2 separate regions of the Homo sapiens genome follow, and region 2 is linked to region 1. Evidence: read pairs that join two places in POLR2A ChIA-PET (ENCODE). Cell type or tissue: endothelial cell of umbilical vein. All regions are shown on one strand. Links, peaks and the distances in the headings refer to the core of each region. The heading gives the core; the rest is flanking DNA. Region 1 has its middle 43 kb from the start of HSD17B12. Region 2 has its middle 45 kb from the start of C11orf96.

The links. ChIA-PET counts read pairs that join two places held together with the same protein. Peaks named below come from ENCODE experiments on the same cell type or tissue, not always from the same donor. Only the 100,000 strongest peaks of a DNase experiment are listed, where the experiment ranks them.
Region 2: POLR2A ChIA-PET joins it to region 1 with 5 read pairs; 2 of 35 experiments call an interaction of 5 or more read pairs at or near these places.

What each region holds. Positions count from the first base shown.
Region 1 is chr11:43,629,537-43,645,568 of GRCh38, reverse strand. It overlaps a transcript of HSD17B12 not described here. Among named protein-coding and RNA genes, the nearest start is that of HSD17B12, 43 kb to the left of the region's middle. RefSeq lists an enhancer at 1,247-1,436. In endothelial cell of umbilical vein, for the core only: no CTCF peak of the experiment used is centred there; no DNase peak of the experiment used is centred there; H3K27me3 peaks cover 1,651 bases.
Region 2 is chr11:43,979,823-43,995,854 of GRCh38, reverse strand. It overlaps a transcript of ACCSL not described here. Among named protein-coding and RNA genes, the nearest start is that of C11orf96, 45 kb to the right of the region's middle. RefSeq lists enhancers at 12,500-13,000, 13,001-13,501. In endothelial cell of umbilical vein, for the core only: no CTCF peak of the experiment used is centred there; a DNase peak (open chromatin) is centred at 8,014.

The DNA of each region.
Region 1 (16,032 bases), core at 3,960-11,959:
CAAGAGAAATGGAATACAATTTTTACTCTCTCTATAAATCATTTCTGTCACGTGGTGGCCCCTAAAACTAAAACTTGATAGCTGATTTCCAAAACCACTGTTGTACCTTATTTCAAATCTCCCACCTTACCAAACTTGAATGAAAAAATGTTTTAGATACCAGTTCTACTTGTGGGAAAAAGCTTTTAAATACTGCCTGAAAAATGGCTTTTCATGACCAGTTAGATTTCAAAACTTACAGACAATACCATGGAAATAAGGCGGAATTTATGGAGCAGTACATTGTGGCAGAAACAATGAGGTCCAATTCGTGTAGACAGACAAAACAGGTACTGCCATTCTTGGCTATCTAGTGTTATCCTGAGATTGTGATACACGACATTACACATCAGTACACGGTGCTTCATTTAGCCTCAAATGTTGAAACAGTACCCAATATCAAAGATCAGGGTCCCAACATGCAGAGAAACTCTGAGCCAAGAGTAAGGTAACACAGCTCAAAGCAAACCTAATTTCCATAAATAAACTCAAACAACTTCACAGCACCAGGGAAGCCTGGGGGAGCTGGCTCCCTAGAACTAAAGGTACCTGCAACCCTGGTGCTCGTTTTAAATTCAGTTTTGCACACATATCTTTCTACAAGCAATTGCAAAGCTCCCAAGATTTAGGAACACATCCAAGTTAATAAGAAGGCATTTCACAAGTAGGAACTGCCTGACACTGCCTTTCAGCATTAGCAAACGAGGGGAAAGTTCACCACATGCAAGGGAAAGCCAACCACACGATCATGGACACGTTCATAACTCCTGCAACTGCTCACACCCCACACCAGACAGACAACACCCAGGACACTGCTGTACATCTTACAAAATTCCAGTTCTTGCTTAAATCCCACCAGACCCAAGAAAAAGAGCCCAGTCCAACCCCAAATAGGGCCATGAGTACCAACAGCCATATGGACAGAGCCAAATGCGCTAAGAACAGTGGAGGATGCAAGCTACAAACCACAACACAGAAAGCACAACCCCATATGCCTAGGCGCCGGCCACCCAGATATTTCAAAGGCAGAATGCCAGACGACCAAGGTCCGGCCGGCTGGGAACCCTCACCGACCCTGCAGCCGCTACAGGCCCCTTGACCGCTATAACGACGGCAAATCCCAATGTTAACCCATCAGGCTGCTTGCCCACCTTCCAGGAACACAACTAACAGGCCCTTGGCAACCTGGGGGGCTGTTGGTGGCCTTCTAACGGGACCGACAGCCCCCCAAACCCTCCGAAAGGCAGAAACCCTCAACTCCCTGCCTCGGCGGCGGCCATCACGGCAAGAAAGCAGGCTTTTACGACAACTCCCACAATGCCCGCGGCCTACAACTCCCAGTGTGCACCGGGCGCCGCCGCGGTTAACCCTGTAGTGGCGCCGGGCTGGCGAGCCCTGCACCCTTTCCCCTCCCAACGGCCAATTGTTGCACCTACTTTCACCCTTTCAATCTGAAAGTAACTTCGGAAATTTTCTCAAACACCTATAGTTACGCTATCTAGCCGCCTTCCCTTATCACACAAACAACCTCAACTGCTCAGAAAATTATCCTTGACAGAGAAACATTTGTTAATCTCTAGAGCACTCCTCATAGTGTCAAATGCTTCCCATTTGAAAAGGGGACACTTAACTTCAATTAATCTTCCCCTTCGACTTTATCATTTTCCAACATTTTTCTAAGTTATTATACTCCAGAGATTCGTGTACTCAACACTATTAATTTAAAATCTGTTTTCTAACTTCTGGGAAGCAACAAGAGAGAAAGACTATCCTATAACTGCCCACAATGTTCTACATCTCTCCATTTTATAAGACAAATTTCCTCCAATATATTGTCTCAAAAAAATTATGCGACTCCAAGTAAGTCCTAATAAGAAATATTAAATATGGGCAATATATTTTTTCAATTTGAAGTTAGTTTTTTTTAGGGGAAAACCTGGGTTGTGTCAATATACTTTGGTTTCCCTTTCACTCTCTTGATAGATAATCAGAAATATAATAATGCTGCTTTATTACTTTTTAATTTTAAAATGCCAACAAGCAACAAGTAAAGAAACATTTTAATAAAATTTGAAAAATAAACTAAGAGTTCATTCTTTCAGGAGACTGCACAATTACATATTTTATTCATAAATGAACTCCTTCAAGGTTTTTCTCATTTTAATTAAAAATAAGAGTTTAAAAACGCATTTCTTTGAAATAGTTTGCCCATAATTTCAGTAAAGATTAACAATCACGTTTAAAGAACACTGTATCATCAATGTAAGTTCAATATCCTGTTTGTACATACAGTACAAACTGTAACATGCCCAGACGTATAACTGAGAGATAAAATAATTGTTTAGTATTTGATGCATACACTAAGGCAACAACTAGAATTCTCCCAAATTATCTGCTATTTTTCTCACATCCAAATATAAAATGAAATGTACATAATGTCTGATTTTTCCACAGAAACAATTTGCCATTTGAAAGGGCACTCAAAATGTATCATGAATTTCAAATCACAAAACTCAGAAATCCTAATACACATGCAAAAACCTAAAGCCTTGTTGGAAAGATACGTATTTAGTAAGACTCTACGAAATTATATTTTAAATGTGCCCCTTACTATTACATTTAGCTTATTAGTACATTTTTTATCTAGTAAACTATGATGAGAAAATACTTCATCATTTACTTCTTCACTCCTGTACAATATGTAGTTTCCTAAACAATTAAGACAAATGCCATATACCAAGATATAAAAAATTATATATTCATATATATTTGGAATTTTAGTTTATTATACTACTTTAGCATCTGAACATTTCTAATTCTCACCTAACTCTTTAGTTAGTATTTTGCTAGGCAAAGCTCTGTTTTTTTCCCCTCTCTTTTTTAATAGCTACCAGGTTGTAACATTTTAAAGCGTATTTTATATATTATTCTCTTGATGTTAAAATACATGATGATTCATAAGAAAGGCTCAAAAACAAGTCAGAAATGAAACTGATCTCATATATTTATTACATGCTTACAACTCTCTTCTCAGTACTATAAGATTATATTTTCCATTAGGAGATTAGTCATTTTTTTTCTTTTAACGGTTCAAAATATAAGAGGTAAAAACTGATATATTAAAGGGCTTTACGTAAAAATTACATTAGAAATAATTTTATGATCTTTTCAGTTTACCCACATCATTCTTTTAAAAATAACTTAGAAGTTTAGTATATTTTAATTAAGTAATTTAAGTAGGTCTTAATCTATATACTTAATATTGATGTAAATGTCTTTATAAGAAGAAAATAAACGTATTCTAGAAATGAACTCTTCAAATTTATACCAAAAAATTTAGTAATTTCCCTCAAGTTTTTAGATTCTATTTCACCACATGAATTTTTAAAGTATATTTTTTTAAAACCCTAAACTTTATACTAAGATTTAAAAAATATTTATACGTAACAGTATTAATATGTTTAAAATTAGGAAACATTTTGTATACTTTTAAGAATATATATATGTTAATAGAAGACAAACATTGCAATCTATTTCTTTTCCCAAATGTGGCATTGGTGACAAAGCTAGAATGTGCAAATTTGCATATTTACAACAGATTCTATAATTTCTGAAACTACTTGTTTTATTCTTTTAATTTCATAAAATACTTCAAAGCATTTAAAATGTTTGTTTAGACAATTTAATTGCACTTGTAATCTGCTTTTAAAAATCTGATTTTCATGTATGTATTTTATACTGTTCATGGAAGTAAACTGCACTAATAGAATTATTGCCAAAAATAGAATGAGTTGCAAATATTCTAATATGCTTAAAAAGTTAGTCTGTCTCCTTTTCTTATGTTATCAACGTAACACAATTACCAAACACTGAAAAGAGTTCACACACAAAGTACAGGTTCTTGCCTGATTAAACAAATTATTTATATTTACATTCTGACCCTACAAAAAAATATTTTCCCAGCATGTGAGTATATACCAAAGTTTAAGTTTGCCTGTTACTGCACAAATCTTAATTAACTTTAATTCACGGGCCTGCTTTTAAAACAATGACCAGTCTTTCAAATTTATCAAAATAGTTTATCACATTAGTTTACATCTGTGTTTAGGAATATTTTAGATGTCTGAAAATTCTCTTGTTTTTGATTTTGCTAAATATTTTTTAAAACTCTGTGCCAGAATCATAACTTTTATTTTAATTTGGTTATGTCTTAAATATTTTTAAAAGATGGATCATGGGAATCCTCTTATTCAGGCTATGAGAAAGTGCAAAAAAAAAGGGGTCTATCTCATTTTTTCCCCAACAAATTAATCTTTTTTAAATGAAAAATTTCTAACTACTTTTGCTTTATTTAAATTAAAAATCCTGCTTTCTATCATCTTCATGATGTTTTACATCAGTTAAGATAAGCAAAGTTTTAGTACATGATACTTCTTTCGTCTAATTGAAATGCTCTTTTCAACCCATGGATAAACAATAGAAAACGTTTCCTTACCTAAAGAAGAAAAGTTTCACCTTTAAAAGAATATCCAAAAAAATCTTCAAATTTCTTCAGGAGATGAAATTTTTGCTATTTTCCTATAGAAATAAAAAAAAAACAAGTAAATGATTATGATTACTTCTGTTCTGTAAAAAATCATGATGGACATATAGATATTTGTATTTTTGAGTCCTAATTTTATGTAGCAAGTCTGAAATATAATTAAATTAAATTAATGCTGCAATTAAAAACCCCATTTTGAATTTTATCACAGATAGTAGTTTCTGATATACTTAGTTTTTCTGCATTTTACCCTGCCACTGACATATTTTGGGGGTCTTATTTATGACTCAATAGTTTTAATACTTTCAATATATTTAAATAATTAACTAGCCTTATCTATTTTAAAAATTTCCTAATACGTAACAATTCTTATTTTATATATAGTTTCTATAGTCTAAGCTTCAAATAAACATATGAAAGAAAAAAACCTAAACCCTAGAATTTCTAAGTTTCGAAAGGCCTTTCTATCTTCAAATCAATTTTCTCGAACAGAGATATTTAAAACCCTACATACTCTAAGATGGAAATGCTGAATACTCAATTTAGGCTGAATTTTTAAAAACGATTATACTGCTTCTCCTTCTCCCTCTTTCTGCCCACAATTGTCTCTCCTTTTTAATGCAGGTTTACATTCATGAACTCACATGCCTCCTCTCCAAAGAAAAATTATTTTCTGCTTAGAAAATTTTACGATTTCTTACATATTCCCTTCATTCCCCATAAGGATCTACTACTTCAAACTTTAGAGGGGGGGAATGAGAATTAATTGTGCTGCTTTCCCCCCTCCCCACAGTGTTTTTCCTACACCAGTTTTCTAATTATTTCTTCTATGAATCCACCATTCCCCACTTTTTTTTTTAACAGACCAATAAAATGCCTAACATTCTTCTCCCCAGCATTTGCGGGCATATTCTGATTTTATTTTTGTTTTCATGTTTACTCACAGTTTAGTTAAGCTTATCTCTCCATACTCCAAACATAACCAATTTTCACTCCCTACTAGGTACTTGTGGACTTGCAATTTGCCAGACCCTGGCAATTTCTTGTTCTTCACCAGGGCATCCCGCTTAGGGTTCTCATACAGGTGAATAAAGTTGGAGAGCACAGCTGAGTGAGAACCACAAGAAAGAATGCCAACCGCAGACACCACCCCTCATTTCACGAAAAGTATCTTGCTCAGAACTGACCCTGGTGCTTCACAGCAACATAGAACGTATAAAATTCCTACGCACAGACACTAAAAAATTGCTTTCCCTTATGCCATTCTTGGCAACCTTTGGTTTCCTAAGCTAGTTTTTTTTTCTTTTTCTCTTTTTTTTCCCCTGAAGGATGTGACTTTTGTGGTACAAGTTTGCAAGTACTAAGCAGAGGTTCCTTCTATGGATAGAAGAGATGTCAACTCACAAGCCCAAGCAATTTCTAGGGCAGAAGCAACAGGACCTACTGTCTCCACCCAGACTAAAGGCTTGAGTGCTCCCTCTCATTTTGCCTTGTCAAAATGAGGGATTGTAACTAGGCTGTGCCTCAGTTTCTTCATCTCTAACTTGATTCCATTACCCAGCACAACAAGCAGATACTGAAGTGGGAGCAGCCAAGGGAAGCAGAACCAAAAGGCAAAAAGAAGAAAGACCTAAACTAAGATAGTATTCAGCCCTCAGCTCTACTCGTTTTCCTGAAGCCTTTCTCCCAGCAAGGTGGGCGGGCTGTGCTGTTAGGCAAGGTTGAAGCGTCCAATATGGAGAGCCTCTAATATCTCCACACCTTACAAAAGTGCAGATGAGAAAAAAGTGCAATGTTTTCCTTTTTAAATTAAAAACAATGACAAACTCAAAGCTTCTTTCTGAAGTACTTAAAGATGTGGTAGGTAAATAATGCTTTTTATAAAAAATAAAACACAAGTGGGTACAGAGCCATAAAAATCTTATCTTTGATTCACCCTCAGGGCTGTTGGCTTATTTTTCTCCAGGTAAACAGACACACTAGAGATGTGGACTTTCACAAGTGTCCTTATTCAGACCCGACACTATTGGAACTGGGGAGCTAGCACAGTGGGGAGCCCTTAAATCTTCGGGAAGACTCCCTCCAACCCAACCCTGTCTCGGGAAACTGTCAAGGAATGTAGCAAAGCATTTTTAGTGTTCTGAAAGAGGACTTCAGTCCCCTTCCCTGCTCAGAACTCCATGCCAAATTAATCTGACTCATTAGTCCTATTGAGACACACTGTTATTTAAAAGAAAGCATTAGGCATAAACTTATTTATAAGTAATTATTTAAAACACCACGATATATTAATCTTAAAAGAGTAAGGGATTAACATAAACTGCTTACTAGGTTCAACACTAGATGCAAATAGATCCTTCCTTTGCTGGAACCATCAATGCTGCCAAGCTCTCCCCCAAACTTCCCTTTCCGTTTAAGAAAACCAAGTTCCTAGAAATAATAAAATAAGAGTTTTCTTTTTCATCAACTTTTAAACATTAGCTACAAATCCATTCAAAAACTGTTTAGCATAAAATTAGATTATCTCTTTGCCCTTTCTGCCTCTTTCCCTTCCTCTTTTAATTAATTTGGGAAAATTCACTGCCTTACCCACTCTACTTTCCTACCTGGACATCACTCTAAAACTGAAGGAATGTCCGCTTTCCCTTCATCCTAACATGAAATCTCTCTTTAAACACACCACAAACTTCCCTGATTTCACTGTACTGAAATCCTGGCCAGATTTCACCAAACTCTATTCTCATAGAAAAGTAAAATGTAAAATGAGGGGGTTGTACCAGACAATCTCCAAGGTCCCATTTAGCACGAACATTCTATATGTGTCTATGATGATCCAGAGAAACTGGAATATCGCCATATAAGCACCCGAATTTGGACTTCATTTCTATATGTGTTACTGCTGCCTCTCTCAGTCTGCTTTCCCTCCCCCTCCCAGACACTGATGGTTTATTTAACAAAGCCCTCACTGAAAATCTGCATTCTGACAAATGCCACAGAGGCAGATCTACCCTTGACTCCACCAGAGAGCCTTCAAGTGCACAGAGGGCCATGGTAATAATTTGCTAATTATTACTCACTGGCTTGCCTAATGTTAACCACCTAAATATAACCCCTCCCCATCCACAATGGTATTTACATATCACTTTTTCTCTTACACATTATTGAAATTTCATAGCTTTAAAAACAGCCTGAAAAATACATGCACCTTCCTAGCTCATGGACACTGTGTTTCTATGAACTTGTTGCTGAATTACAAATTAACACACATTTTTCTGAACGAACAGTCTCCTATTAACTTTGCGTCTTCAACATAATTATTTCTTTCTCTAAAAAACCATTCTGTATCACTGATGATAACCCCATCCTTTCCATTAAGACCATGACAATCACTAGCACCTGTTTCTGACCCAATAGAGGATCTGTTAATACTACTGTAGCACATTCTTCTAAGAAAAACAATAGTGTCAGCCAGGCACGGTGGCTCACACCTGTAATCCCAGCACTTTGGGAGGCCAAGGCCTGCGGATCACCTGAGGTCAGGAGTTCGAGACCAGCCTGACCAACATGGTGAAATACCAGCTCTACTAAAAATACAAAAATTAGCTGGGCATGGTGGTGCATGCTTATAATCCCAGCTACTTGGGAGGCTGAGGCAGGAGAATCGCTGGAACCTGGGAGACAGAGGTTGCAGTGAGCCAAGATTGTGCCACTGCACTCCAGCCTGGGTGACAGAGGAAGACTCCGTCTCAAAAAAAAAAAAAAAAAAAAAGGAAAAACACCAGTGTCCACTTATCCAGTCACTACCATCATCAGTCTCACCCTCATTAGCTTTCACATTTACTGAGAGCTTTCTAGGTGATAGGCACTGTTCTAAGCACTGCATATTTAATACTACAACTTTATAATGCAGATCCTATTATCATCCTCATTTTATAGACAAGAAAATTGAGGTAAACAAAGGTTAAGCCATTTGCTCAACCTATATACTTAATGAGATCCAAGTTTGAACGGCATACATTTTGGGTACAGAGCTTGCCCACTTAATCACAATGATACACACTGCCTCCCAGATGAGGTGATTTCCATGTGCCCCTCCATCTCGAAAATTCTCTGATTATCGAGCACTTGATTACCTCAGAATGTCTTATCTCCTAATTGATGAATTAGGCATATTACGAATATCTTCAAAGCATGATGTAGGTTGAAAAAATTAAACAAACAAACAAAAAGAATATCTATAGAGTTGTGAAGATTAAAAAAATTTAATGTAAAGCACTCAAAACAGTTCCTGACACAGTAAAAATCTGAAGAAATGTCAGCAATTATTATTTAATCGGAGTCTCTTAATTTGCAGATGCAGACACTGAGGTCAGTAGTCAGCTAGCAAAAAAAAAAAATAGATCTGGACCCAGATGTAATATATCCTATTTCTGTTTTTTGGTTTTTTTAAAGAAGACCATTTATTCATGTAATGGTAACTCCAGAGATATGCCTAAATTTTAAGAATTTAATATATCCTCTATCTCATGTTTCTTAGTCCAGGACCTTAACTGTTGAACTACGCTCCTTCTTCTTTTGCTAAAAGGCAAACTCCAAGGAATCAAGAACTCTGGATTCGCTTGTCCTTTCCTCCTAGGACACAGCCCAGCTTTGCTACCAGTAAATCAACAGCAGCAGCAGTTTTGGAAGAGCAAGCCTACTAAAGGCTTCCGGTCTACTAAAACCATCTCCATGTTGAGAACAGGGTCAAATGGTAAGTTTAATACGGTGCAACATAGTTCTCACTAGAGGCTTGCTACTTTAAAATGAGCCCATTTAAAATTTATTATTTGAAAAATAAATAGGCATTCAGAGGGAAAGCTGTCCTTTCCTGTTTAAACAAAAGTGGGACTTTCAAGGGTTATATGGGTAATACTTATATTTTTAATATTTGGGCATGTACCTGTGTACAGCAAATAATCAAAAGACCTAAAGTCAACACCATTGAAGCTTGGCTCTGTATCCCCAGAATACTACATAGAAACAAGCCCTTCCCTATTTGAGGTATATTTCCTTTCTGTATCCTCATGGCAATACATAAACACACACATTTTGTGATAAACAAATGCTATCCCAACATATCCAAAAAGCATTGCATTACCTGGGTAGAACATAGCTACTATAGTCATAACTATTCAGAAGACAAAAGAAGCATTTTTAAGAAGCACATTAATCTGGTAATTCCAAAGATCATTCAAATCAAATCATCTTGGTATAGTTTATGTTTTCAAAACTTGTCTCATCCTCTTCAGACTTTCAGTTACTTTATACCATGATACTGGCTACTCTAACTTCTCTTTCAAGTTCCCATGCATGAGTCCAAGGTCCTCAAACCCTTTTGTGTTTGTAACTATCTTCAAGGTGCTCTCCTCCAACCCCTGGGTTCAGAACCCCAAACATTTCAGCACTTAGCTGAACAACTGATAATAAGATGTAATATGTAAATAAAAATTATTTTGTTTTCATTTTTTATGTCTCCTGTGCTTTTCTACAAACTCAATTCTATAATTTAAAATGCATTTTAAAAAATAAAATAAGTGGTATTATTGCACGGGATTTTCATTCTCTATTAGTTTATGTGTTACCATACACTAAGAACACTGAGTTTGCCTGTCAGTCTGGACAAATTGTAAATCCAGGCTCCCCTCTTGTGCATGCACAAAAAATATTATCTCAATAAGATTTTACCTTATTATTTATGTGTGGTATTTTTTAACATTACAATATTGGATCTAAAAGTTTTTTTCACTATTACTATGGAAATTTTCAAACAAACAAAAGTAGGAAGAATATAACAAGTATCAATGTATCTACATCATCTCTATTTCATAGTTATTAACATTTTGTCATCTTTTCTTCATCTGTTTTTTTTATATTTGCTGAGATAACTTTAAAGGAAATTGCACACACCATGGCACTTTACTCCCAAGTATTTCATCTTGCACAAGGACATTTTCCTACACAACCACAAAGGCATTATCACACCAACAAAGCTAACAGTTATTCTCTAATACCCAGGCCATATTCTAATTTTTTCCACTTGGAATCTAATTTTCTTAACAATATCCTGAAGTCTTTATTCTGTCATCAGTGACAGTACACACGCGTTCTTAAATAGAAGCCCTCTTTAAAGTGGCTAATTCCAACCAATTCTGTTATGGAATTAATATCCTCGCTGAACTGCTCCAAGCCCATCTTCTGTGGGACCACCTCATGTCATTCAATCCCACCCTCCTGGATGTTACTTTAAATCGAACACTGGAGAGAACTGGATACAAGATCCTGTGGAATTTCGAATAGATATTTTCTCTCAATAATCAGTGTGCATGGGGAGCAAAGAGAGTGGGAAAAGGAGACCACAATACTTAAACGTAGTCACACAGTTTAAAATGGGGTTGTTTTGCCTAAGAGTTCAGTACTGGTCTATGTAAACCAATCTATGCTATACGTAATGGTGTTAATTTTCTATAGAGTCAAATTCACTGAGGCTCAGAGGAAAAAAAATGCATTCTTCCTTTAATCATTTAGTTAATTCAGTAAACGTGAAATTATAGCAGTTTGTGGGGGTGGAAGAGATGGATTATTTGGACTTTTCCAGCGGTGAGAGGTAGAGGCATTGGTGGGAGGACTAGAGTTTTACCTGACTTAAATTTTAAGTCATGCTCAGCCATAGAGACTAGGGTAAAAGGTCCCTCATCCTTTGGTAGGGAAGAAGCAAAAGAAAAGAGAAAACAGGTGACCAATCTGAGGTTATTTTTTCTCTTTAATTTCATCTGCAAATTACCTGTTTTTAAAGAAATGCTAAAGTATCTTAAGGTATCTTATACATGTGTCTTTCTTTTTTTTTTTTTTTTTTTTTTTTTTTTTTTTTTGAGATGGAGTTTTTGCTCTTGTTGCCCAGGCTGGAGTGCAATGGTGTGATCTCAGCTCACGGCAACCTCCGCCTCCCGGGTTCAAGCGAGTCTCCTGCCTCACCCTCCCAAGTAGCTGGGATTACAGGCATGCGCCACCATGCCTGGGTAATTTTGCACTTTTAGTAGAGATGGGGTTTCTCCATGTTGGCCAGGCTGGTCTCGAACTCCTGATGTCAGGTGATACACCCACTTCGGCCTCACAAAGTGCTGGGATTACAAGTGTGAGCCACCGTGCCCAGCCACATTTGTCTTTCAAAAACTGATGTGGACAAGGGAAGATGGCCAAGAGTTTTATAATCTCTGAAACTTGAAGCTCTCTTGATAGCTACTCTTCCATACCATTTAGGGTGGGACCATTACGTGGAACAGCTAAAAACATTCTTTCTCAACCTCTCCCTTCAGTCATTCTCCTTCTCTCAGAATCCACAAGGCCATCTTTAAAATGTGTGCTATGTTGTTGTTTTTATTTTATTTTATTTTTACTTATTTTAATTTATTTTTTGAGACAAGGTCTCACTCTGTCACCCAGGCTGTAGTGCAGTGGCACTATCTCAGCTCACTGCAACCTCTGCCTCCTGGGTTCAAATGATTCTCCTGCCTCAGCCTCCCAAGTAGCTGAGACTACAGGTGCCTGCCACCGCACCCTGCTAATTTTTGTATTTTTAGTAGAGACGAGGTTTCAGCATGTTGGCCAGGCTGGTCTCAAACTCCTGACCTCAGGTGATCCTCCTGCCTTGGCCTCCCAAAGTGCTGGGATTACAGGCGGGAGCCAACGTGCCTGGCCTGTTGTCTTTAAATTGTGATTTTATTGATTTACATGTGACTGAGCTAGTTAAGGAAACACACATTTTTTCACTGAACCGAAACTGTATGGGAAAAGATAAAGATACCTCCTTTTAGATGAGAAATTACTTAGTGGGTACAACATACATTATGGGTGATGGTTACACTAAAAGCCCAGACTTCACCACTACATGATATATCCATGCAACAAAACTGCACTTGTATCCCTTAAATTTATATTTCAAAACCCCTCCTCTTTACATTATAACCAAAACATACCATATTATGCTTTTCTCTGTTTTTTTTCTTTTTAAATAAAGGAACTATAATAAAAAAGTATGAAGTAGAAAATATTTACTGATAGTATCAGAATTGAATGAAGCATGCCCATCCACTCTCAGCTATATGCCACTTCCTTACAAATCTCGTCTAAAAGACATGCCAACATGCCCAAATGTCCACTTACAAAAATATATGTGTAGAAATGTCTACATTGTACCTATGATAACTTACCTACATGAATCGTTTATAGAGTCAACATGAACTGCTTCCAAAAATGGGGCTAAAAAGCAGCATGGGCCACTGGAATCCAAAGACATTTCTCAATATTTTCCTTTAGTCACCAAGAACTTTCCAGAAAAATCAATAAATAAGTTAGTTTGTTGGCCACCTCCCCTTACCACTCTTCTAAATAAATCCTTTAAAGGAAAAAAAATGGCAAATACATAAGTAGGAAAGAAGAGCCATAAAGGATCCATGGTGATCTAAAAACTAGGAAATCCACACCCTTCCAATGACATCAGCTTTCTTTTAAAACGAAGTTCACAGGTTAAATAGTTCCATGCTGTGCCATCCTGTGCAGACTCTCCACTGTTCAGGAAACAGGATGTCAGGAGCTTCCCTTACTCATTTAAAAAATATCTCCCAATTAGCTTTACATGCCTAGTACTGGAAGCATTGGTCTTCACGTTGGAAGAGTCCTCAGAGATCATCTAATTCAATTCATTTACTCTATAGATGAAGACAAGAGAAGTAAAATGACTTACCAAGGCCACACGAAGTGTTGAATTGTTTATCTCCTTAAATAGATGACAAAGACCTCAAAAGAGGAAACTCCTAAATCGTAAACCAGGGTCGTGATAGAGAATAACGACCCAAACGAAGAGATTAGGATCTGCGCTTTCTGACAACTTTTTAGAAGAAAAATGTTTCGGACCATTTACCCCTCCTCCTCCCCCTCCCTCACTCACACACTCTGCTCAGTAGTAACCGACCAGCTGCCCCCAGAGCCCTCTCCAACCCAGGTGTGGGCCTGTGAAGAGGGATGAGAGGCCAAAGAGGAAACAGTGCGATAGGGGCAAAACGGAGGGTACCTGGTCCGTAGCCGAAGCCGCGATTCAGAACAAATGACCAACTCCCTGGAGAGTCAGCTCTCTATCAAATACCAATAGGGTATCAGAATCCATAGCCCATTGCAATGTGTAGCTGCAAGATACGTTTAGACCACAGCAGCTAAGAGTTTAATGGAGAACAATTCTTACAATGAAAGAAATGAAGGAGGGAGGAATGGAGGGATGGAGAGAGAGACAGAGGGAGAGAGAGAGAGAGACAGAGAGCGACAGACAGACAGAGAGAGAGAGACAGAGAGAGAGAGAGAGACAGAGAGAGAGAGAGAGACAGGCAGAGAGAGAGAGACACACACACACACAGAGAGAGAGAACACCTTTTATTTGTTCATGCAGCCGCCTCATGTAGGAACCTACTGTCTCTCAGCATTCCTGTTAAGTGTCTCCTTTTATAGGATTGGTCAGAAGGAGCTCAGCTGGTGCCTATTAGGATGGGACATGTTCTGGAAAAATTGGAAGATGCCTTTAGGAATTTTGAAGGGAAATGTTTGGAAGATCCTTTACTATCTCAGAGCTCTCTTATTAAATACTTATAAAGAGATGCCTGGGATCCTTTACTTTCTGCCCAACCTATATTTCTTCAAAAAATCTTAGTTTTCTTTTTAGGCCAAAATGTCCACCATCTGTTTTCTGAATGCACCAACCTTCAGTCTCCTTTGTAGTCCAAGCCATGTGTCCAAGAAACCAACAGCCCTGACTTTTGAAAGACAAAATTACATTTTTTTAAAAAAGAAATTATTGGTCGGGCGCTATGGCTCACGCCTGTAATCCCAGCACTTTGGGAAGCCAAGGCAGGCGGTTCACCTGAGGTCAGGAGTTCGAGACCAGCCTGACCAACATGGCAAAAACCCATCTCTACTAAAAATACCAAAATGGGCCAGGCGTGGTGGCGGACACCTGTAATCCCAGCTACTCCAGAGGCTGAGGCAGGAGAATTGCTTGAACCTGGGGGGTGGAGGCTGGAGAGAGCTGAGATTGTGCCATTGCACTCCAGCCTGGGCAACAAGAGCAAACCTCCATTTCAAAAAAAAAAAAAAAAGAAAGAAAAAAATTATTAAGCTATTAAGACCTTGCTTAAAGATCAATGTTTCAATAGAAGAATATTAATTAAAGCAGTAAATATCCAACCACTTGAACCTTCATCCTTTTGTACCCTTCATTACCAAGCCATCCAGCTAGGTTCTTAAAAGGAGATGAACTTTGTAGAAACAGCCAAGTCGAGGTGGCTGAATATCCAACCTTCCTCCACAGTATAATCTGTGGCAAGATACCTCACTGCTGGACATTATGACAAAAGTGGCCACCAGAGATACCTAGATATGCTTGTCCTGTTTTGGAGTACCCTCCAAGGTAGTATCCCCTACAAAGTCAGAGGCATGAGTAGCAAACAGAATGTAGGGCATTAATCTGAGTAAACAGAAAACAAAAGGGCACCCTACAAATCCCCGCTTTGAGTATAGCTGGGCCCCTTAGAATCTTGTCAATGATCATCCTGAAACACAGGTTGTCAAAGCTACAAGAAGACTTAGAGATCATCTAGTCCAATTTTCACTTTTTTTAATTGACAGGGATCCAGAGAAAGGAAATGATTTGCCCAGAGTCATACAACCAAAAGGCTGAAATTGGTCTCCCCATTCAATTCTTTTTTTCCATGGACTGAAATTTCACTTTTCCAAAATGCTTACCCATATGTTTACCTCATTTAATAGTATAAGGAACCCTGTAGGCCAGATAGAGTATTAACCCAATTTTCCAGACAAAGAAATTACTATAGAAGTTTACACCAAGAGTCACTGCCTGATCCAGAATCAAAGTAAGATCTCCTGATGCAGAATCAGATATTCTACCTATTGGTGTCTGGAAACAGTAATGTTTCTACTGATTCAGTATCAACATTTGCACTTTGTATATTATGATTTTTCTTTAGTATCTCAACAAATGAAACAAACACATGTTGTTTGGAGATCAAACTAAATACAAATAGTTACCTTGAAAAAATAATTTCAACACTGCATCCTCCCTACTTAACAGTTAAGGGGAATGTGTTGATTTATAAATTCCCTTCTGGACCTAACATCAGGTTTTGCTGTGGCTGGAAGTCCAACCCGGTGGGCTTTTTATTTTGTAGTGACAATTTGATACAAAAAAGAAGCTGCAATCACCAGGAATTCACCAAACAAAATGAATGCTAAACACTATTGAGCCTGTGGTCCAAGTACTATGTCCTTTGGGATACCTGAGGAGAACTTCACCAGACAAGCTCAATAAACTCCACGAATGGGACCATAGTGGGATTTTTAACCATCTG
Region 2 (16,032 bases), core at 4,537-12,536, 350 kb before region 1:
CTGGTTCAACTCATAATACATGGCTCTTTAGGGGAAAGGCCAAGTCTTCCCACAGCCATTTGGCCCTGTGTGGTCTGGCAAGGCCCCTTCTTATTCTCCCTCTTGCTCTCTGGGCTCTGCACTCGCTGGCCTCCTTCCTCTGAAATGCACTGGGGTCCTTCCAGCTCACCTACCACTGTCCACTTGGGTACAGAGCTCTCTCCTTCCTACCTCCTCATGTACCAACTCCTATTTGCCCTCCCTGTCTGTGCCCTAGCCTTTCTGCCCTCAAGCCCAGCTCAGGCCAGGTTCCCTAGGACATACTCTCTCTGTCCTCTACCCCTTGGTGGAATATCTACATTGCGATGAACTATTTGCACTCACTTTGCCTTCTCCACTGGAAAGTCAATTCCATGAGGACAGACAATAAGACAGTTCTGTTGACGGCTGCCTTCCTAGGCCTCATGTGTGTCCTCCATGTGCGTCGACTGCCAACTGCTCAGTGAAAACTTCAGTCACTGAAGATGTCCTCCTTCGACACGCAGGCAGAGCAGCCTCCTTAATGGCTGTGGAGTCAGAGTCTTGGGTTGGGATCTGAACATCACAACTTGGCAGCTGTGTGTCTATTGAGCGGGTCACCCAACCTTCCTGTGCACAGAGTCCTCATAAGGCCTCAAAACAGCCCCAGTGACACCTTCCCCCTCCCCTGAAATACCCAGCACCGTGCCCAGCATGCAGTAGGCTCTTAGAAGTTAGTTCTCCCCACCCTAGGAAGAGTGTTATATCAGGAGTCAGGACCCTGGCCAGGACATGCCACTCACCTTGCATAAGTCTCTCTCCCCATCTGGGAAAATATTCCACCCTATAGAGTGTAAAGGTTGGCCTAAATCAGTGGTCTCAACCCTGATGAATGCAAAGTCCCCTTCTTATAATAAATATTTAGGCCGGGCGCGGTGACTCACGCCTGTAATCCCAGCACTTTGCGAGGCCGAGGCAGGTGATCCCTTGAGCTCAGGAGTTTAAGACCAGCCTGGGCAACATGGTGAAACTTCATCTCTACAAATACAAAAAAAAATTAGCCAGGCATGGTGGCACGCGCATTGTAGTCCCAGCTACTCAGGAGGTAGAGGTGGGAGGATTGCTTGAGCCTGGGAAGTTGAGGCTGCAGTTAGCTGTGATCATGCCACTGCACTTCAGCCTGAACAACAGAGTGAGACCCTGTCTCAAAATAATAATAATAATAATAATACATATTTAGTAACACCCCTTTTACCTCCCAAAATGAAATTCTTAGAAACAAGAAACTACTCACCCACTAAATCAAAATGCACACAACACACACAGACACACACACACACATATACACACAATGCTCTAACTAAAATATAAAGAACAAATAAAGGAAAAATAATTTATACTTAAGTCATGGACATTCCAACCCTATTGAATAATGGTATGGCCACACTGACACCCTGATGAAGCAGTCAGAGGCTGGCTTCCATTTGCAGAATTTCCATGAACATAACAGCTGCACATGCAGACTGCACACACTGTTAGACTGGCAACTTGGATATTCCAGTGGCACTATCAGTGAGGACTATATTTCCTGAGATGGTGAACAACTCCTGGTAAAGTTCCAGACTAAACCAAAGAGACTGATCTATACAGTAGTTGTAATCCAAGAAAGTTAAGTGAATAAAAGAAATGCAAAAAATACTGTCTTTAAATGTAAAACAGAATTATATTCTAGGCTTGGGTGTTTAAAAACAAATCTCCATACAACAGTGGTTTTCAAAGTGTGTTTCCCACGGTATCAGAATCACCTGGGAGCTGTCAGAAATGCACATTCATCTGCCCGCTGCAAACCTGATGCATCAGGAACTCTGGGATGGAGCCCAGTTGAGAAGCACCACTCTACAGGGATATGCATCTGGGCACAGGTTTTGCAAGATACAGGATACTTTTTCTTGCATGTCCCAGAATCTGTAGCATCCTTGGCTTCTGCCCACTAAATGCCCGTTCACCGCCCAATCGCTGCAGCAATCCAAAATGCCCCGACTGAGTTCCAAACATCCCCACTGAGGACCACTGGACCAGATGGTTAGTATAGGGATCCTTCCTGCCCAGGTTTCCTGAGATTCTCAGCCTGGGTGTGGGGTGTGCACAGAAGGGGGCAGGCAGCTGAGGAGCCATCCAGGATGCTCGTTGTTCTGGCTGAGTGATGCTGCCCATTCCGGCAAGGGGCGTCCAGGAGGCTGGTTTCAGCTTCCAATGGCTGGAAGTGTTGGGGAAAAGGCTTTCAAAGATCCCTTTCAAACTGCAGCTAAGAGCACTTTGCCATGGAAGTAGGCGTAGTCACTGCTCCCTAGATGGTGCCGGGGCCTTGGATATTTCTTCCCTAACCAGCTGCAACCATCCGAGCGGCCAGGATGTTACTCAGGACACAGCTCAGCCCACTTCTGGAGAAGGAAGAGGAGCCACAGCCTGCCAGAGTCTGAATCCTGTGGCTACAAAACTCTGTCCCAGAACCCTGAGAGAGCTCTCAGGCCCCTGAGAAGAGGGCTTGACCTAGCACCCCGACCCCATGGGATGCACGGAGTTACCCCTGCCCCTGCCCTGACCAATGGCCAGCCCTTCTGTCTACCTAATAGACCAGGAGGGGCCATACCCCATGAATTGCTCAGGTTGTTTCAGCCCAGCATGGGCTGGGGAGTGGGGACAGCCAGACCAGCAGCCCGACACCCTGTACTGAGGTCTGCGGGTCTGCCCTGCAGTCTCCAAACACATAGCTGGAAGACTGTGATTCCGCTCTAGCACACAAACAGAAGCAACATGTGCCATTTCAGAGCCAAGGCTTTTAAGAGCAGCTGTGCCTCCTCCACGTTCTCACTTTCGCTTTCTGCCAGCTGGATGTGGATGACAACAGGACCTGAATAAGGGTGCAGCCACACGACGGAGAGAGCTAGGCTCCCCAAATTACTATGAGGAGGAAAGCCACATGCAGACCAGGAGGCTTCATTTCAGACTCACATGAGGGAGAAATAAACTTCCACTGTGTTTGAACCATTATACATTTCGTGGTCTATTTGTTACTGCACCTATACTAATGAATACGTTCCGGGACACTAGAATGTAGTGACACTCAGGTCATATATCTGCTGCAGCTGGTAGTGGGGATGGCACTTGCCAATGCCTTTCTCTTCCAGTGGCGCATGAATCTCTAACATTGATCATACCTTTCACTTGGGTAAACTAAGTGGGTCATTAGAGGTATCTCTAATCAAATGCCAATGAGTGTCCACAATATGCCAAGCCAGTGCTAGGCTCTGGAACACAAAGATAAATGCAACCCGTTCCTGCCCAGCAGCTGAGGCCACACAGTAATGATATACTATGGGAAGGTATGTACTGGAAGCGTGGACACCTGGCAGGAAGAGCCCAGATCTAAGAGGGATTTGTCCTGTGTGAGAGGCTGGAAAGACTATCCTGCAAAGCATGTAGATGCAGCTGCCTTGAAAAGATGGGGGAGGGCCGGGCGCGGTGGCTCACGCCTGTAATCCCAACACTTCAGGAGAGGCGGGGATCGCCTGAGCTCAGAAGTTTGAGACCAGCCTGGGCAACATGCAAAACCCGGTCTCAACAAAAAAAATACAAAAATTAGCCAGGCATGGTGGCGTGAACCTGTAGTTCCAACTACTCAGGAGGCTGAGGTGGGAGGATCCCTTGGGCCCAGGAGGTCAAGGCTGCAGTGAGCCATGATCACGCCTCTGCACTCCAGCCTGGGCAACAGAGTGAGACCCTGTCTCAAAAAAAAAAAAAAAGAAAGAAAGAAAGAAAGAAAAGAAAAAGGAAAAAAAGAAAGAAAAAAAAAGATGGGGAGGGAGGGGATTGTTAAGAAAAGAAAGTGAGGGGGCTTAAGTTCCCAGATAGGAGAACTGTGTGTGCAAAGTTAAGAGATATGAAGGGACCAAATTGTCTGAGGAGCAATGAGACACTTGGGGTGGCCTGATTATCAGGGAGTCATTAGATCCTGGGCTGGTGGGCTTTGGGGGAGGTGCGGATTGTTTTTGTTTTTGTTTCTTTGAGACAGAGTCTTGTCTTTCACCCAGGCCAAAGTGCAGTGGTGCAATCTCAGCTTACTGCAGCCTTTGCCTCCTGGGTTCAAGAAATTCTCCTGCCTCAGCCTCCCGAGTAGCTGGGACTACAGGCACCAACCACCAGGCCCGGCTAATTTTTGTATTTTTAGCAGAGATGGGGTTTCGCCATGTTGGCCAGGGTGGTCTTGAACTCCTGACCTCAGGTGATCCGCCCACCTCAGCCTCCCAAAGTGCTGGGATTACAGGTGTGAGCCACCACACCCTGCCAGGGGGGTGTATATTGGATCCAGATCTTGGACAGCTTGAATGCCACACCTGAGCCCAGCATGAACCATGGAAACTTAGGAATTGAATGACACCATCCTCACTGTTCTCATTCTAGAGCTACCACCTGGGAAATATTTCATACACTTTGTGTGTGCAGCTGTGTGCCCATGAGGCAGGTTTCTGTGATCTCATTTTGCAGATGACAAAATGGAGGCTGCAAGAGATTAGGAAGTTGTCCAAGTCCACCCAGTAGCAGGAATGGCATTTAAATCCACTGGAATACAAGCTTCAGACTTTGCATAGGGCACTGCCATATCCCAGTGCTCAGAACAGGGCCTGGCATGTAGTAAGCCCTCAATAAATATTTGTTGAGTGAATGAATGAATCTCTCTGACTCCAAAACCCTGTGACACTAATCAGACTTTTTTTTTTTTCTTTTTTGAGACACAGTCTCACTCTGTTGCCCAGGCTAGAGTGCAGTGGCATGATCTGGGCTCACTGTAGCCTCTGCTACCCGGGTTCAAGTGATTCTCCTGCCTCAGCCTCCCAAGTAGCTGGGATTACAGGCACCTGTCACCATACCTGGATAATTTTTGCATTTTTAGTAGAGGCAGGATTTTACTCTGCTGGCCAGGCTGGTCTTGAACTCTTGACCTCAAGTGATCCACCCACCTCGGCCTCCCAAAGTGCTGTGATTACGGTGTGAGCCACGGCACACCCCTGGCTTTAGTGGGGTGGAAGAAAGAGATGGCGAAACCAGTGAGAAGCATTCTGCAGTGCACCAGGAGCGGCTAAAGGAGGACAGAAATCTAGGAGGCAGAAGCAATCCCAAAGAATTGGAGTGGGTGGAATGTGTTGACCAATTTGATAACAAGACCTAGCATTAATTGAGCAGTTGCTATGTGCCAGAGCTATGGTCTAAATGCATCTCCCCAAATTCATATGTTGAAACTTAATCACCAATGTGATAGTATTAAGAGGAGGGGCTTTTAGGGGGTATTAAGGCATGAGGGTTCCACTTCATGAATGGGATTAGAGCCCTCAGAAGGGGCTGAAGAGATGAGAATTCTTCCCTTCTACCTCGCGAGGAAACGGTAAGAAGGCACCATCTATGACCCACAGAAAACAGGCCCTTACCAGACACTAAATCTGTTTGTATCTTGATGTTGGACTTCCCAGCCTCCAGAACAATGAGACATAAATTACTATGATTTATAAATTACCCAGTCTAAGGTATTTTGTTGCAGCAGCAGAACGGACTAAGATAGCCAGGCAACGTCCTAAGCACTCTGTCAGTGTTAACTATTATCTCTTCCCCACAAACCAATGAAGTAGGTAGGTGCTCTCCTGATCTCCACTTCACAGGCAAGTAAATTAAGGCACAGAGAGGTGAGAGGTTACAGATCTGGTAAGTGATAGAGGTGGGACTCAAAGCCAGGCATGCTGGGGTCAGGGCTCTGGGAAGGGAGGAGTAAGGGAGAGGGAGGAATCATGGGTGGCTGCTAAGTTTCTGGCATGGCGACTGACAGCATGTGGGGCCACCACTTCCTCTGCTGACCTGGAACTCAGACAAGGCAGGCCACAAGCCAGGGGCTGCCTGACCTCTTGGCGGGGCCGCCAGCGTTCTGGGTGGCCCTTTCTCTCTGCAGGACCCTGAGGAGGCTCTGGAGGAAGCTGTGTGGAGAGTGTGGAAGACTCCACCCCCAACCCCTGCAGTAAGCTGGAGATGCTGGCAGCCACCAACAGCAAGGCTCTGCAGCAAAGGGACCTGGATGTGGTGGGACAGCTCACTGGCTCCTCCATAGTGCAGAGAAGTGGAAAGTCCTCTGCCCCAAATCCCCTGTGAAAGCCTGATCTCCACCCCTGCTGGGTGGGGGCCATGGTGCCTGGGCTGGGAACCAGGATATGGGGATTTATGGGGTCCAGACCACGAGGAAGGGAAGGGCTGGGAGTGAGGGGCAGAGGAAGGCCAAGGTCAGGCCCTCTGAGCCTGTCCTGTAAGCAGAGACCTGCAGTAACCACATGGCCCCAGGCAGGAAAGGAAACAGGAGGCTTCTCAAAATAGACCAGGAGCGTGCAGCTCTGTTGCATTTCCCAGCTCCCACCATCTGGCCAAGCCTAGGCAGGAAGGCAGGCGGGGGAGGGGAGATCCGTGGAGGGCTCCGACTGTCTGCAACCCACCTCTCACCCAGACCTTCCCCTGTTCCTCTTCTGTTGACTCTGTGGCATCATTGCCAGGCCAGATCGTCATCATCTCACAGGTGAGAAAACTGAGGCTCAGAGAGGTAAAGTGACTGGTCCAAGGCCACACAGCTGATGAGCGGCAGAGCTGAACCCAGCGCTGAGCCTCCCCACACAGCAGCTTGAGGCCTGGCCACAAAGTCTGCAGCCTGCACATGCCCTAAACGCCACTGTTAGTCCCCTGCCTTTTGGCTGAATCTGACCTTAGACCAGCTCCCCGTGAAGAAAACCGAGTTTGTGATTCACCAGTTAGAACCCAGGGAGGACCAATCTTTCGCACTGTCACACCTGCCTTTTGGCTGCGGGTGAGGACCACAGCAGTAGGAAGTTTGGGGAGAAGGGTGTGGTGGCATGTACCTATAGTCCCAGCTACTCTAGAGGCCGAGGAGAGAGGATTGCTTGAGCCCAGGAGCTCAAGTCCAGCCCAGACCCTGTCTCCAAAAAAAAAAAAAAAAAAAAAAAAAGAAGAGAGAATCAGCAGACAGAAATGGTCTCCTAGGATTAGAGGAATTTAAGAGCAATCATCCTGTTTTGCAGCCTCTTGCCCTGCAGCCTGTTTCTTCCTAAACCCTGTGTGGAACCGAGTGGCCTGCTTGCTTAAGTAGGTGACAGACCCTGACAGACCCCAGCAGCTTAGTGATAAGCCTGAGTGAACTTTCCTTATTACCACGCTAAAGTCTCTGCCCTGGGAGAAGCTGTAGCTTTATTATTCTAACATTCGGCCTGTGTGCTGGCAAAATGACTCACTGCATCTACGCCACCGAGACCCCCTTCTACATGCGATGATGCAACCTCTCCCCTCTCCATGGCTCCGTAACACCCTCCTGTCACCTTCCCTCTAGAAGACACTGTTTTGGAGAATATTCCCAGGGAGCTCCTTACTTGCGCCAAGTAATAAAACGCCTATTGATCAAAACCTGAGTTCTGATGAAGAGTTATTTGTTACTCACCAGGCAAACGAACCCCCGTGTTTTGGAGGTAACACGAAGGGTAAGGGAGAGTGGTGTGGGCACTCCAGGCAGGCCCTGCCAGGGTTCCCCCTAGCGGGGGAACAGAGATCCCTAACAGCTAACAGGGAGTGAGTTGTTCACACCCTAGTATGAATTAGTTTTGTAAACTACTGTCCCTAAAAGCAGAGAGGAGACTTTCCAGTGAGAGGATCAAGTTCACAGAAGAAAGGGTCCACCTCATGGTGGAGCTGAGGCTAGGGCATCAGGGACATTCATCCTTCCTGTGGGGGTGGGAAAAAGCAGCTCTAACCCCTGGGACTGAAACCATTTTCCATGCAGATTCTTTCAGGGTCTGTCAGTTCTTGGCCCAGGAAAATTCCCTGCGGGGGGGTGGGGGAAGAAGCATTGTCTGAAATGCCCGAAAGGAAAAATCTTCTCTGCCTGCCAAACGCACATTATTGTTCCCACCACATCCCAGCCACAGACCAACTTCTGTCGGGATTCCACCCTGCCTTGGCCTTGACCCCCCCGAGCGCTGGATTATACTGGGAAGAGATTCGGGCTGTGTTGGGAAGTCGGCCAGGTCTCCGGCTCTGTGATGCCTCCTCCTCCTTTCACCGGGTAGAAACAGTCACTGGACCTGGCCTGGATGACCGCTGTGGCTCAGAGGGAGGCAGAGCCAGCCAGGGAGTGGGGGAGGTGCTGTGGGGGAGGCTTGGGGGACTGGTGACCCAGATTCCACTTCCTGTCCTGCTTCCCTCCATTCCCAGACAGCAGCTGCAGCTGGACACTGACCACAGGCCAAAGGATACCTAGCGCCAACTTCTTGCTAGAAGCAGCGACTGGGGCTTCCCTAGGCTCTGAGTCAGCCACCCTGCAGCCCCGTCCCCCGCCACACCTTCCCACCTGGGCCACGGAAGCTGCCGTTTCTGAAAGGAGGAGTCTGGAAATTCCTCCATCTGGTCCAGACACTCCCACTTTCCAAAGGAACAAACGGAGGCCCAGAAGGAGGCAGAGACCTGTCCAAAGCTACCAGAGTGGGTTGGTGGCAGGGGCCACCACCTGGACCCAGGTCTTCTAACTTCAGGTTCTCAGAAGATTCCGTAGGTATCTGTTGAATAAATGGATGGATGGAAGGATGGACAAAGGGATGGAAATCCTGATGGGCGTGTCCCTACAACAGTGACAGGGGAGTCAAGGATCCATTGCTTGTTCTTCTTGAAGAAGACTCGGGGGTGGGGGGCAGGTCACTGGGGAGAGCAGCCAGGGTCCCAGGCCCCGCTGTGCCACACCATGCCAGTACTTGGAGTGGGGGAATTGCTAGAACTTACTTTCCAGAGTCCTGGAATCACACTGTCTCTGGCTCTTTCTAAGGAGCTCTTGCTTTCACCTCTTCTGGGATGGAGGTGGTGAGGGAGCACTCACCATCATCTCATTAACAAAAGTTTATTGGGGTGTCTCATACACTGAATCTAGAATTTGCACCGCAAACCCTGTAGACAAGCTCCCTGCACTTATGGGGGAGACAAACAGCCAATGAGCAAATAAAGGATTATCCCAGTTGACAAACTCATGTGATGCAGGCAAACGTTGAGATGCCTTTGGTGGAGAGAAGGGCTGGGTCTTCATTGTCTCTCTGAGAAAGTGACATTTAGGCTGATCCCAGAAAATAAGAAGGAAACCAGCCCAGTAAAGTTCCAGGGAAACAGTTTTTCCAGGCAGAGGAGACAGCAGGTGCAAGAGCCCTGGAGTGAGCAAGAGCTCAGCATTGTCATCAAAGAATGGCCACAGTGGGTGGCTGGAGCACCCTGAGGGGGCAGAGGGAGGCCCCGGGAGAGGTCTGTGAGGCTGGCCAGGGCCAGGTAACCCAGGGCTTCGTGACCAGCATGTAAAGCCCGGGTCTTACTCTGAGATCTGTGCCAAGCCAGAGAAGGGTTGTAAGCAAGAGGGTTGCTGGAATCCAGTTTTATGTTTGAAGATCATATTTTCCTTTAAAAAGAGTGGGTGGGGGGTGGGGGTGGGGTGGGAGAAAAAGACAGCAGGGAGACAGGTTAGGAAGCGCTGGCAATGGTCATGATGAGAGATGATGTCACCTGAAGGGTGGCAGTGTTGGTGAAAGAAGCGTACCCTTTATAGAGAGCTTTTAGGTGGTGGAAATGATGGGGCTTGCTGAAGGAATTGATGGCTGTGAGAGAAGGGGAAGAGGAATGGCACCCACGTCTCTGGCTCTCCGATACCCATAAATGCCATTTAATAAGACTGGGGAGGGTGACATGGAATGCTCGGCTTTGGATGAGTTCAGTTGGAGATGCCTTTATTTTTATTTATTTGTTTGTTTGTTTATTATATATATTTTTTGAGACAGAGTCTCACGCTGTCGCCCAGGCTGGAGTTCAGTGGGATTACAGGCATACTCCCCACCATGCCCAGCTAATTTTTGTATTTTTATAGAGATGAGTTTTCGTCATGTTGGCCAGGCTGGTCTCGAACTCTTGACCTCAGGTGATCCGCCGGCCCAAAGTACAGGCGTGAGCCACTGCGCCCAGCCTGAGATGTCTTTAGACATCCAAGGGGAAATGTTAAGAAGGCGGTTGGATATTAATAATGGTGACAATGATCATGATAATCATCTACTATTTGTATTTCTCTTTTCCTGTTTGCCATGTACCCTCTCACCAGACCGTGCCCCTCAAGGGCAGAGACTGAGCCGGATTTTGCTCATAACCCCATTCTCAGCATTTAGCCCAGTGCTGTCCTGGGGCCTGGTGGGCAGGGCAGAGGGGAGAAGACATGATAATTATTTGTCAGATAAACAACTGAATGGGCAGAAGCCACTGTGCAGACTGAGAAGGAAGAACAGCTCCTCCTACCACAGCAACAGATCCTGCCTAAGAAAATGGTCCAGGCTGGGTTTCTGGGAACGTCAGCCCATGGCCTCGGCTCTCCCATCTCTCTCTTTGGTCTCCTCTCCCTGTCTGCCTGCCAGCTTCCTGCCAGGAAACACAGCCCCCAGGTATTAATCATTAACTAACATCACCTCTCACACTGGAGGTACACTTCCCTTCTCAAAACACTTTGCCTTCCATTATCTTGAATGGTCCTTGAAACCACACTGGGAGGGGGGCGGAGGCAGCGTCCAATGCTCAGGACAGGAAAAGAGGCTCTGAGAAAGGGAGAAAGCACTCCAGGTACTGGTGCAGCCAGGAGGGAACCTGGGTCTCCTGCCACCCTGCCTCTCGTGGATTTGCTAAGTGCCCCTTTTAGCCCTGCAGTTCTCCGAGTTTCCCTCCAACTCGAAGGTCCCTGGGATCCAGCTCTGAACTCTACCCAGGAGGATCTAAAGGCTGTGATATGAAGGTCCCCTTCCCCAGCCCTCCCTGGCATACTGCCCCTGCCCAGGGCCACTCCTCTGGTGGCCTCGAAGAGCCCCTGGCCATTTCCCAGCAGCCTCTGCTCCGTCCAGCAGACACATGCCACCTGCTCTCCGCATCTAGACCCTTAGAACAATTTCCCCTCTGCTGGGCAAGGCTGTGACAGGAAAGGGACAGGACCTGACCCCTGTTTGGGAAACCAATTGTGCAACATTGTCCTACGAGGGGAAGCATGTGGCCAACGGGAAAGGCAGCCTGAAGAAGCCAGGGCTTTCTTTGAAATGAACATCTTGGCAAGATCCACAGAGAAATGTCCTTTCGGACGCCACAAACTCTGGGTCACTGCTAATTTATTCTGAGCCTGGTTGCAGTGTCTGGTCCCAGCATTCCTGGATTCAGAGCCCGGCTAGGTCATTGTCAAGCATATGTGGAGTTGCAGGGCAGAGGATAACCTGCACTCCCATCTTCTGTTTGTACCCAGAGGAGGTGTGATCCCATAGTCCATTCATCTGGGTCTCCTCTCCCTAGGCCAGCAAATAACACATTCTCAGCAGCAGGTAAAAGTTATTTTGAAACAAGTCTAAGTAAAGCAGATAATGGGACAGAAAGGTGAGGGAGAGATTTTAATGGTATAGCTACACAAAGCATTTTTTTTTCTTACAACCTAAGGTGATTCTGAAGATAATGAAATCATTGCATCATTATTTGGAATGAGTGCACAATAATGGCCACGTGTAGTGGACACCTACCACATGCCAGAGACAAGGCTGGGAATTTTATATACATTATGTCTCATCTCACAGCGTCTTTGCAAGGCAGTTTTTTTTTTCTTTTATATGGAGTCTCGCTCTGTCACCCAGGCTGGAGTGAAGTGGCACGATCTTGGCTCACTGCAACCTCTGCCTCCCAGGTTCAAGTGATTCTCCTGCCTCAGCCGCCCAAGTACCTGGGACTTACAGGTGTGCACCACCATGCCTGGCTAATTTTTGTATTTTCAGTAGAGAGGGGGTTTCACCATGTTGGCCAGGCTAGTCTTGAACTCCTGACCTCAAGTGATCTGCCTGCCTCAGCCTCCCAAAGTCCTGAGATTATAGGTGTGAGCCACAGCGCCCGGCCTGACAGATTTCTTATCAGTTTCACAGATGAGGGAATTGGGGCTCCAAGGAGGTCACATAACCCCCACCACCATGCCTCCACCCCCCTACCCCACCCCCACCCAAGCCATAGGCAGTGGTTTGAGGAGCTGGAATCCAAACCAGGTCTGTTAGATTCTCCCCTGCCCTCCACCAGGTCCCTCATGATTCTGTTGATGGAAGGCAATATTTAACAAGTGACTCACAAAGTGACTTGGGTGTAATACCTCGATCTGTTCAGTGCGTTCCTTAGAAAGCTCCTCATGATCTCAATGCAATCATTCTCTGGTTCCCATCTCCCCTTACAGCACAGAGCACCAATTTCGTTCCTACCCTTGCCCTTCAGGTATAACCCGTGGCTGGTTCCCTTCCTTAGAAAGTGCATTCATGAAGTCCTGGACCACATCCCCTGCACCAGGCACATAGTAGGTGCTCAGTAAATATTTCCGGATGAGTACAGAAATGAATGCAAAATAATTCTTTTTCCTTAATAATATTCTCTAATTCAAACTTGGTCTCCTGTTTTCTCTAATTAATTCCGAGTAATCGACTGTTTCCTGGAGCACCTTTATTCTAAAACCCTTTTACCTATGCTCTTATCCTATTTGCTCTCTCAAGTTCCTTGAGAGCTTGCTGGAGAGACACAATCACCTCCAATGGGGGATGGGCCAAAATAGGGCACGCAAGGCTGTGGGTGGGCTCTGTGATGCTCACTCAGATCCCCTCAAGGCTGAGGGACTTCTTTCCCAACCCTTAGGTGTGCCCCAGACAGAGAGAGCTGCCCCTCCTCTGTCTTGCACCCCTTCCTAGGCACCTGCACCCAAGGCTGACTGACTAGGGGCTGGAGGCCTGCCCTTGCAACAGAGATTCGAGGCCACCCCAGCCTCAGAGTGACCTGGGCAGAGGCCAGCTGTACCGCAGCCCACCGCTCCTCTGACCACTCCTGCCTCCTCTCTTCTCCCACCGTGTGAATCCCAAGAGCACTCCCTAATTCTGGCTCTGCACACAATTCTCCTACTCAGACTCGCTTCTGGGGACCTGAACCTCCACAGGAGGAATGACTTCCAGATCCTTCAGCAATTCCATGGCTCAGTCGGGACCAGAGCCCTGGACCCCTGACTCCCAGGCTCCTGTTAGAGAGTCCAGCTCCTGTGAGCCAGGTCCAGGTCAGAGTGCCAGGGACTCGGCCACGTGCTCAGCAGACACATCCGCACCTGCCTCCCCATGCGGGCGGTTCACACACATCAATAAAGAAAGCAGGTAAAGTGGGGACGTGTTGTGTGAGAAAAGGTTAGAAACAGGGAGTGGTCAAGAGGGCCTTGCCACTTTGGGAGGCCGAGGCGGGCTGATCACTTCAGGTCAGGAGTTCAAGACCACCCTGGCCAACATGGTGAAACCCTGTCTCTACTAAAAATACAAAAATTAGCCGGGCATGGGGGTATGTGCCTGTAATCCCAGCTACTCAAGAGGCTGAGGCACGAGAATCGCTAGAACCTGGGAGGTGGAGGTTTCAGTGAGCCGAGATTGCGCCACTGCACTCCAGCCTGGGCAACAGAGACTAAGTCTCAAAAAAAAAAAAAAAAAAAAAAAGAGGGCCTTGGGGTGGGAGAGGCAGGACAGAGAGGTGGTTCTGGGACCACCTCTGAGGGAGATGAAGGGCAGGATGAGCCAGCTGAGCCGCGGCCACCTTCCACAGCTCCCAGGCTGCAGTTAGCCTGGGTGAGGCTTGGGCTCTGTCACCCGAGAACCCACCAACAGCTCCCCCTCTGCTCCAGGGAGTTTTGTCACCAAAGTTTACCAAAGCTTTCTCAGCAAACGGACTCTAGCTACTCAACTCCTTCAAAGTCACAAACAGACCAGGACTCAAGATGATACACTCTGAGCTTTCAGCTCCTTTGTGGGGAGAATGTTTTGAAGGGAGGTGGAAAGAGAAAAGGAGTCTGTGAAGTTGCCCTGGGCGGGGAGAGGGGAGCAGAGCACAGGAACACCAGCTCATCTCCCTGGAAACCTTGACCAAAGGTGGCTTGGGGCATGGGCACCACGGCCACACCCTTCCTGACTGGGTATTCTGCCAAGACAGCCCAGAGGAGGCTTCTGAGCAAAGGGTCCCTAGAGCTTCACTTCCCAGGTGGCCTTCTGGGCCTCCCAAGGCAAACTTCCCAGAGGAAGAGCACAGGAAGACAAATTCCTTCCCATCCAACACCCATGGACTGCCAGCTGCGAGGAAGGAGGAGCAGCCATAATTAGGATGGACATATGTAGTGTTGCATTAGGAGAAAAGTGTTTTTCTTTAACATATTGACATTGATCAAAAATATCCCCCACCCTTTTTTTAAAAGATAAACTTGGCTGTGGGAGTAAATCCTGTCTGTGTCCCTCCCATATCCATATACCCCAACTTGTGCCTCTTGCTGCAAGCATTGTGTCTCTCTTCCTGGGGCCTTCTCTGCCTGGGGCCTTCTCTGACTGCTAGGAAAGCCCCAGTGTCCAGGGAAGTCAGAAGTGCCAGGGAGTTGTGCCCTCTAGGAGCTGACCTCAACCATGTTACCAGGACTTGCTGGAAGAATGCCCCTGTGGGCTGCCCCTCATGTAGGCTACATGGAGGCATGAGCTACCCAAGCTCCCAGAGGTCCCCAGGCGGATAAAGTCCACCTGCCCACATCAGTGGCGTGCTCGTTAATGCAATCTGTACTGGTTTTTGTTTGTTTGTTTGTTTGTTTTCCTGCCCCATCTTGTTTCCCCATCCCCTTACTGCTCCCTGAGATCACATCCCAAATAAACTGCATTCAAATCCTTCTTTCCGGTTTACTTCTGGGGCTACTTAAAACAATCATCTATGATGTTCTTTGAGGGAGGCCATGCAGTGATGCCTGTGCTCAAATCCTGGCTCCCCCTCTACTATCCAGGTGACGTACGCTTCTGAGCCTCACTTTCTTTGCCTGTTAAATGATGATGATGATGATAATAGCGCTTACCCCATAGTTGGAGGTGAGGATTGAATGAGATAATTCATGTAAAGCAAATTTCACAGTACCTGGTACTTGGTACACACTGAAAAGCTACTAGCTTTTCAGTAGATAGATGGCCGTAAAACAGAGCCAAATGACAAACCACAAATTGGAGGGACAATATTTAGAGCAAATGACAAGCAAAGCATTATTATTCCTAAATACGAAGAACTCTTGGAAATTATTAAGAAAAAGACAAAACTACCTTGCAGTATAGCAGCAAAGAACATGAATAGGTAATTCACAGAATAGTGAAAGCACCCAATAAACATATTAAAGGATGTTTAAGCCAACTTCACTAATAAAGAAATGCTAAGAAAACCACAATAATTCGATTATGTAAACATTGCTCAATTGGCAATGATTTTTAAAGACTGATAAGATCCTGTGATAAGAGTGCAGCAAAAATAGACAGCTGACGATGAAAACATAAATTGCTCCAATGTTTCTACAGAACAATGTGGTAGTGCTCATTCAAATTCACAGATTACTTATGAGAACATCTCCTACAGAAATCCCACATTTTTTTGGGTTTAGGTGCAAAAATATTCATCACTATATTGTGCCAAGAAAATTTACAACAACACAAATGATGGTCAATAGGGGATTAAATAAATAAACTATGGTATATTCAAACAACAGAATTCTAGGCAGCTATCAAGAAGAATGAGAGATTTACATGTATGCCAAGAAAGGAAGACTGAGATTTATTACAAAGAAGAAAAAGAAGTTGCACAATTCTATAAACAGCAAGATTCTATTCCTGATTAAGTGATACTTTTTATATATCCTTGTAAATTTTTGGAATTGCATAGACAAATCTGGAAATAACATATATCAGGGAGTGGTGGTGATTTCTGAGGCTTAGAATTACAGAAAATTTTTACATCTAAGTTACACATTTCTGTAATGTTTGAAATGTTGCCAATTTTTTTTTCTTTTCTTTTTTTTTTTTTTTTTTTGAGACAGAGTCTTGCTTTGTCACC